Regions from separate parts of the Homo sapiens genome. Here region 1 is linked to region 2. The links are chromatin contacts, found by POLR2A ChIA-PET in ENCODE. All regions are on one chromosome and are shown on one strand. Each heading gives the region's core, a stretch centred on a gene start or an enhancer-like site at or near the end of the contact. The rest is flanking DNA. Distances are from core to core; before and after follow the strand shown.

The links. ChIA-PET counts read pairs that join two places held with the same protein, here RNA polymerase II (POLR2A).
Region 1: POLR2A ChIA-PET joins it to region 2 with 10 read pairs in Panc1. The contact joins the promoter of LINC02307 here to the promoter of DORIP1 in region 2. POLR2A ChIA-PET finds 5 or more read pairs at or near these places in 2 of 52 experiments (Panc1 and WTC11).

What each region holds. Positions count from the first base shown.
Region 1 is chr14:44,384,151-44,388,008 of GRCh38, forward strand. LINC02307 (long intergenic non-protein coding RNA 2307) reads right to left here and starts at 1,911. Exons shown (of 4, transcript NR_187192.1): 1 at 1,744-1,911.
Region 2 is chr14:44,894,682-44,898,730 of GRCh38, forward strand. It overlaps DORIP1 (dopamine receptor interacting protein 1), which reads left to right and starts at 2,594. Exons shown (of 5, transcript NM_001017923.2): 1 at 2,594-2,887. RefSeq lists enhancers at 2,239-2,288, 2,913-3,412 and silencers at 2,779-2,908, 2,929-3,248.

The sequences.
Region 1 (3,858 bases), core at 661-3,160, 510 kb before region 2:
AAAAAAACAGTTTAAAAATGCCTAGAGAAGAACCTCTTACTCTTATGCAAGTGGTTCCTTCACCAGGGAGACTAGTTCAATTACTGCCCAGTGGAGTAAAACCGCTTGGCAGGGGAAGGGGAAGGCTCCTGCAAAAGCAGGTGGCTGGGACTGCCAGCCTGCTGTGCCAGATCCTTGGGCCATGTATCCCAGCCCCGGCATGGAGGGGAGAGCCGTGAGGAGCTGCTGCTTGCCAGTGCAGCCCGAAAAAGGAAGGAAAAGACCATAAGGATGAAAAGGCTCAGAAGGGAGAGGGAAAAAGAATTGTTGGTTTGCATCTCACTCACCACTTCTCGAGCCCCCACGTTGCGCACCAAAAATGTTGAGGACTTTTCCTTAGTTGAGTTAAAGACGGGGTTCTTTGTCCCACTGAGAGGTGACAGCGTGCTGGCAGTCCTCACAGCCCTCGCTTGCTCTCAGCGCCTCCTCTGCCTGGGCTCCCACTTTGGCGGCACTTGAGGAGCCCTTCAGCCCACCGCTGCACTGTGGGAGCCCCTTTCTGGGCTGTCCAAGGCCGGAGCCCACTCCCCCAGCTTGCAGGGAGGTGTGCAGGGAGAGGCGCCAGCGGGAACCGGGGCTGCGTGCGGCGCTTGCGGGTCAGCTGGAGTTCCGGGTGGGCGTGGGCTTGGCGGGCCCTGCACTCGGAGCAGCTGGCAGGCCCTGCCGGCCCTGGGCAATGAGGGGCTTAGCACCCCGGCCAGCGGCTGCAGAGGGTGTACTGGGTTCCCCAGCAGTGCCAGCCCACCGGCGCTGCGCTCGATTTCTCGCCAGGCCTTAGCTGCCTTCCCGTGAGGCAGGGCTTGGGACCTGCAGCCCGCCATGCCTGAGCCTTCCACCCCCTCCGTGGGCTCCTGTGCCGCCCAAGCCTCCTCGACGAACGCCACCCCCTGCTCCACGGCGCCCAGTCCCATTGACCACCCAAGGGCTGAGGAGTGCGGGCTCACTGCGTGGGACTGGCAGGCAGCTCCACCTGCGCCCCGGTTGGGGATCCACTGGGTGAAGCCAGCCGGCCTCCTGAGTCTGGTGGGGGCCTTGGAGAACCTTTATGTCTAGCTCAGGGATTGTAAATACACCAATCGGCACTCTGTCTCTAGCTCAAGGTTTGTAAACACACCAATCAGCACCCTGTGTCTAGCTCAGGGTTTGTGAGTGCACCAGTGGACACTGTTTCTAGCTACTCTGGTGGGGCCTTGGAGAACCTTTGCCTCATACTCTGTATCTAACTAATCTGGTGGGGAGGTGGAAAACCTTTGTGTCTAGCTCAGGGATTATAAACGCATCAACCAGCGCCCTGTCAAAACAGACCACTCGGCTCTACCAATCAGCAGGACCTGGGTGGGGCCAGATAAGAGAATAAAAGCAGGCTGCCCTAGCCAGCAGTGGCAACCCCCTCGGGTCCCCTTCCACATTGTGGAAGCTTTGTTCTTTCACTCTTTGGGTCCACACTGCTTTTATGAGCTGTAACACTCACCGCAAAAGTCTGCAGCTTCACTCCTGAGCCAGCGAGACCACGAGCCCACCGGGAGGAACGAACAACTCCAGACGCGCCGCCTTAAGAGCTGTAACACTCACCGTGAAGGTCTGCAGCTTCACTCCTGAGCCAGCGAGAACCACGAACCCACCAGAAGGAAGAAACTCCGAACACATCGGAACATCAGAAGGAACAAACTCCAGACGCGCCACCTTAAGAGCTATAACACTCACCGCAAGGGTCCGCGGCTTCATTCTTGAAGTCAGCGAGACCAAGAACCCACCAATTCCGGACACACCATGGCCACGAAAATTCAGGCTCATAAACAATTTGAATGGTGAGTGAGACAGAGCTTTATTGGATGAAAAGGAAGAAAAAGGGGAAACAGGGACTCTTGCTAGGCCAGAGTTCCTGCTAAAGCACTTCCTGCCCGCATTCAAATCCTAGGTTCACACAGGAAGAGGAGGCGCCAGGCTCCTCCCTGCTGCAAATGTCTTGAACTTCCCAAGGCACCACCCCAGTGGGCAGGCTGGTTGGTGTCTCTCCAGGGACCCCCTTCCCACCAGGCTGTCTCAGTGGGAGCAGAATTTTCTTTTATTATTGGTCAGTTCCAGTTCCAGATTATAAAATCAATAACTGAAATTGGAAGGATCTGCCTCCCACATCAAGAAAATACCATAGAGAATTATACCTTACAATGAAGAATATCAGATTATTATACACAGTGAAAATTATTTATGGATAAGTTCACAATTTACATCAGAAAGATTTAATGTGATGAATCATTTTAGGAGGGATATCTTTTCAGCTTTTTGCTTCTTACTCAGGTATTCAAAGAGACCAGCTGAGAAACTTATGTGATAATTGGACATCTTTTTTCAATAACATGTGATTTCAAATTCTGAGTAGCTCCTCCTTGCCCAGATATTTCAAAGGTTGAGGCTTAAATATGACCCATATATTAATCAGCTTTGCTGAAGTAACAAGCAACAACCCCCAAATCCCAGTGGCTTATAAAATTATTTTTCACTCACATTGCCCCTAAATTATGAATTGGTTGTGGTTCTGCTAGATGGGACTTCTAATTCCTGAATCAAAGCAGGACTAGCTCCTCTTTTAGATATGCCACAGGGAAGAGTGAGAGAGCTGGCCAAAAACGTGTGCTGCCTTTTAAAGCTTCTGCTTCAGAAGCTCTGGCATATCACATCTACTCATATGCAACACACAGAGAGAACTAAAGGACTCAAATGTGAAAGTCTTGAGGCCAATATATAATCAAAGGAATAGGCAGCCAATAGTTTTTAAAGAAAAAACAAATTTTCTGGGTTTAGGGGAGAAATCTAATATAGAAAAAGAACTGCCATGAAAGAAATTTCTCTTTTTCTGATTTTCCTGTTATATCTCTGCTAGGATGCCAATACTATAAGAAAAAATAAAATATTATTGCCCCATAACATAGAATAGAAAGCAAAACATCAATAGGAGGAGTAAAAACCAAAAAAAAAGTGAAAATAAATAAATAAAAGGAGACAGTGTTACAAGACAGAAGGTAAGTATACAAGAAAAACAAGCTGCAGGAGACAGTACATGTATGGAAGAAATGTCATTTTCTCAAGCCTTAGAGATCTCCACTAAACTAAGCTCTTTGAAGAATAGGCCAAAACTTTGATGAAAATGAGCTCAATTAACAGAAGAATGGTGTAGACTGTATTGCATAGTAAGAAACTCCAGCCCTGTTACATGCAAAATCAAAATTTTAGATTAAAAAAAAGATCAGAGAAAGGCAGTCAAAGAAAAAAATGAGTTCTTGAAATACACCTCACATAAAAATCACTGACTTTCAAAACTCCTCTCAGAAATCTATAAGAAGATATCAATTATTCTGTTAACTGAAATAATTCAGTTATATATTTTAAAATATATGTGTTAAGTACTACTGTTTTTCTTTTTCTTTTTTTTTTTTAATGTAGAGATGGGCTCTTGCTATGTTGCCCAGGCTGGTCTTGAACTCCTAGTCTCAAGGAATCCTCTGGCCTTGACTTCCTAAAGTGCTAGGATTACAAGTGTGGACCAGGGCATCCAGCCTGCTCTTTTAAATAAAGATTTTAATGCCAATAATAAAATTCTACTCTATATTTGAAGCTGAATTTGCAGCTTATCAATAAAAGAATTAAAATATAATAACTAATAAAAATGGGAGAGAGAGAGAGAGAGATTGAAAGAATGAAATGTTAAAAGAGTAAGTGAGCCCCCTTCATTATCAATTTTAGAAAATCTGTAAATACTGCTTAAATTGACAATCAAGAAATAAAGTGTAACTATATTATTTAGTGTTATAGACATAACCA
Region 2 (4,049 bases), core at 1,344-3,843:
CTGGAGTGCAGTGGTGTGATCTCGGCTCACTGCAAGCTCCGCCCCCCTGGTTCACGCCATTCTCCTGCCTCAGCCTCCCAAGTAGCTGGGACTACAGGTACCCGCCACCATGCCCGGCTAATTTTTTATATTTTTAGTAGAGACGGGGTTTCACCATGTTAGCCAGGATGGTCTCGATCTCCTGATCTTGTGATCCGCCCGCCTCGGCCTCCCAAACTGCTGGGATTACAGGCGTGAGCTACTGCGCCCAAGCTGCGCAACTAATTTTTGACAAAAGCACAAAAGCAACCCAGTGGAAAAAGTACAGGCTTTTCAAAAAAAAAATTGCTGCGATGACTGGGTATCCATACATCAAATATGAACTTGGATACATGCCTCAAACTATATAAGAAAGTTAACTACAATGCATCATACATCTAAATGTACAGCTTGAACACATAAAACTTTTATAAGAAAACATAGGAAAATTTCTTTGTGAGCTTGGGGTAGGCAAAAATTTCTTAGAAACAACACTAGAAATGTAATCCATAAAATAATAAATAAATTAAACTTTATTAAAAGTTAAAACTTCTCTTCAAAATACACTGCTAAGAGAATGAGGGCCAGGTGTGGTGGCTCACGCCTGTAATCCCAGCACTTTGGGAGGCCGAGGTGGGCAGATCACCTGAGGCCAGGAGTTTGAGACCAGCCTGGCCAACATGGTGAAACTCTGCCTCTACTAAAAATACAAAAATTAGCTAGGCATGGTGGTGCACGTCTATAATCCCAGCTACTCGGAAAGCTGAGATACCAGAAACTCTTGATCCTGGGAGGCGGAAGTTGCAATAAGCCGAGATCATTCACTGCACTCCAGCCTGGGTAACAGATCAGGATTCTGAAAAAAAAAAAAAAAAAAAAAAAAAAAAAAGGCAGAGTTGGGGGGCGGTAGGTAAGCAGAAACTTAAGTGTGATGGGCATACTCATTTGATCACAGTGATGGTTTAAGGGGTTATACATATGTCAAAACTGATAAAAATTATACACTTTAAGTATGCTCTATATATTCTATGCCAATTATACTTCAGTAAATATATCTAAAAAAACCCTACAACTCAGATGTCAGATTTTGAAGACGGTGGAAAAGATGCAGAATGGAAATTTCAGTTAAAGGCCTCAGTGATGTTTGTGAGTTATCCAAGTATTCAAGGAATCCATGCTTCCTCCATCTAGCTGAGACTCGGCAGAGTTTAATGAGCAATCTCAATACTATTCTCCAGAAATGGTGTCATCCACCATACTATGGCTGTTTTCAGGAAGAGAATGACCTAATCAGTATAAAATGAACTCCATGTCTTGTGAGAGATTTATAATTAAACACATAATCCACATTTACAAACATTTTTAAAGGGCTTTTCTACCTGTAGGAGAGGATTAATATTGAGAGTGAACTTTTTGCAAGTTTTCCAACACACTAGTTTATCTCTAAGAGCCTCAGTTTCCTCATCTATAAAATACCATAAGAAATAAGAAAAAACAGGAAACTAAAAAGAGCAGGCTTTGCCAGAGCTATTAATTATTCTTTTTTGGGCAGAGCCAAAACTCAAGAAATGGAAGTCTCTCTTCCATTTCTAGACTTTTTTAGAGAGATCCATGAGGAAGTTCCCCTCCATAGCTTTGGCCGACCATCACACCGGTCAAGAAGGCATCCAGCCTCTCCCAGGCTCAGCCTGTGACGGAAAACCACACTGATTTACTAGGATAGCCTTGAGCTCTCTCATTAGCCCTCACGTGTTCTGAACGTTAGAGCTAACTTTCCAGACCCTCATTATTTGTTGAAAGGCTGGATGGGGAAAATCTCAACCAGATCTCCATGCCTACTTGCAAGGAGAGGTAGTTTTTGCAGGGTGGCCTGTGTTCTCCAGATGCAGAGCCATACAGGGCCTTGCTTCTTTACGGGAGATACAAAAACTCGGCCCTAATAAACAGAAATAGTGGTTGAGCCCACAAACTAGCATTAAGTTGTCCTAACTGTAATTTCCAGCTCCGTCACTTGCTGTGTGGGACCTTATTATCTCCAAAACCCAATTTTTTCAACTTCACAATGGAATTAAAACAATCTAATTTTTCAAAATGGGGTTAACTTCCACTGTAAGTTACAGTATATTGGCCAATAATTAACTTGAACACTAAAGCTGGCATTTAACAGATCAATTCAACTGTTTTCTAAGTAAATACTTAAACGCTTAAAAAACCGTAATTTACTGAGAAAACAAAGCTTTCTTTCTAGGTTAAGAATTTGAGAAAACAAGACCCAGAAGCAAACTAAAATCAAGTCCTAAAATGGTACAAACCTCAAAAAGCCAATCAGGTTTGCCAATAAAGCTCCGCCTCCGTGCAAACTCTGCCCACTTCCGGCTTCCCCACCCACCTTCTACCAGTGGAACCCCGCCCCTCTCTGCGAGGTCCCGCCCCCCACACCTGATCCTGGTTCCCATTGGGCGAATCTGGATGCTGTATACACAGCCGACACACGCACATTAGGCTGGGGCGTCTTCGCGCCTGCGCAGCTGCGCTGTCAGGCGGCTGAAAACGGGGGGGTTGGGGGGAGGGGGGCGGAGGTCGTGCCGAATCTTCCTCCGTAATAAGAAGCGACGTGTCCCACTGTCCTGGCTCCGTGGGTCCAGTGAGATTGGGCCTGGGCGCTGGAGCTGCTGTGGCTCCCGCCGCGGCGGCTGCCATGGAGGCCATGCCAGAGCCCAGAACTCACGCCGGGGGAGGCCGAGACAGCCGGCGGTACTCATAGATGAGGCAGCGGCGGCGGCGGCGGCGGCGGCAGCCCGGGCTCTCCATGAGCAGGCGGCGGCGGCGACGGGTGCGGCGGCACCGGCAGTTTTCGGTCCCCAGGGAGGTACGAGGAGTTTGCTTCCTGGTGGACGGAGACTGGCCGGTGTGGGAACGCCTTCCGCGGCCCGGCCCTCCAGCCTATTTGTCCGCAGTTCTGAGCACTCGGCGGGGCACTGCCCGGGCAGAGGCGGGGGCGCCCAGCCGACTCGCGGGCCCCTAACTCGGGGACCCGCCCGCCTCGGTGCCAGGCCTCCCGGGCGCGGCTGCCCAGGGCCAGGGTGGGCGTGGCCGGAACGTGGGGGCTCCCCGGGGGCGCACGCCTAGCGTCCGCCTTGTCCCTGTCCCGAAGTCCCGCGCTGCTGGGAGCGGTAGCGCGTGGCTGTACAGGCGTATTTTAGGCGCTGATTTGAGAGGGGACTTTTAGAATCCCTGAGTCCTTAGGGAGTCTGGCGTTCAATGCCTTGGGCATGTGGTGGGGTCCTCACGGCTAGCTTGGGGTACCAATTTCCTCCCTTGGAAGTCACCACGAAAGAAAGATGTTTTGTCAAAGAAATAGAGGTCAGGAGAGTTTTCCAGGTTTATTCAAATTGGAGGGCCCGTAGAGCCTGGAGAATAAAGCCAGCGGAATACATCCTCCAGTCCTTCTAATTACAGTTCCTAGCTAAACAGCTAAGACAATTTTAAGTAAAGCTCTTCACAGCTATCTTTCCATCATTTTTCCCCACCCCTCATTTTTATTGCAATTTACTTTGGAACAAATCACCAAATTCATGATGAAACTAGTATCCTCTAGTTCTTCCAAACCTTCCCTCCTCCCGTTTTTTCCAGAGAAAGACTAAAGTTTCATGCCACATATGTCATTATAGTTTAATTCTCTTAGAGTGTAAGGGTAGTTACACTTCATTTGGTCATGTCTGAAGATAATGTGAAGAAAATATCCTAGAGATTTATGCTTCCTTCCCAATGCACTATTTTAGGAATCCGAACTCAGGCTCTTTAAGCAATCTTAAACCTTGCTACAAAGTTCTTTAAAATTCAACGGAAATAAATCAAACCATAAAGTTATTTTCGTTTTTAAAGTATTTGAATGCATAACTGTTTTTTAAAATCTTTGTAAACAAAACGAATCAGTATCTATTACGAAGAAACTGAGTTTGTGTTTTCCTAGGCTGCAGATTTGCCACACCCTCTTCTTCCTAAGTGGATGACTAGAATCAATGTGTTGG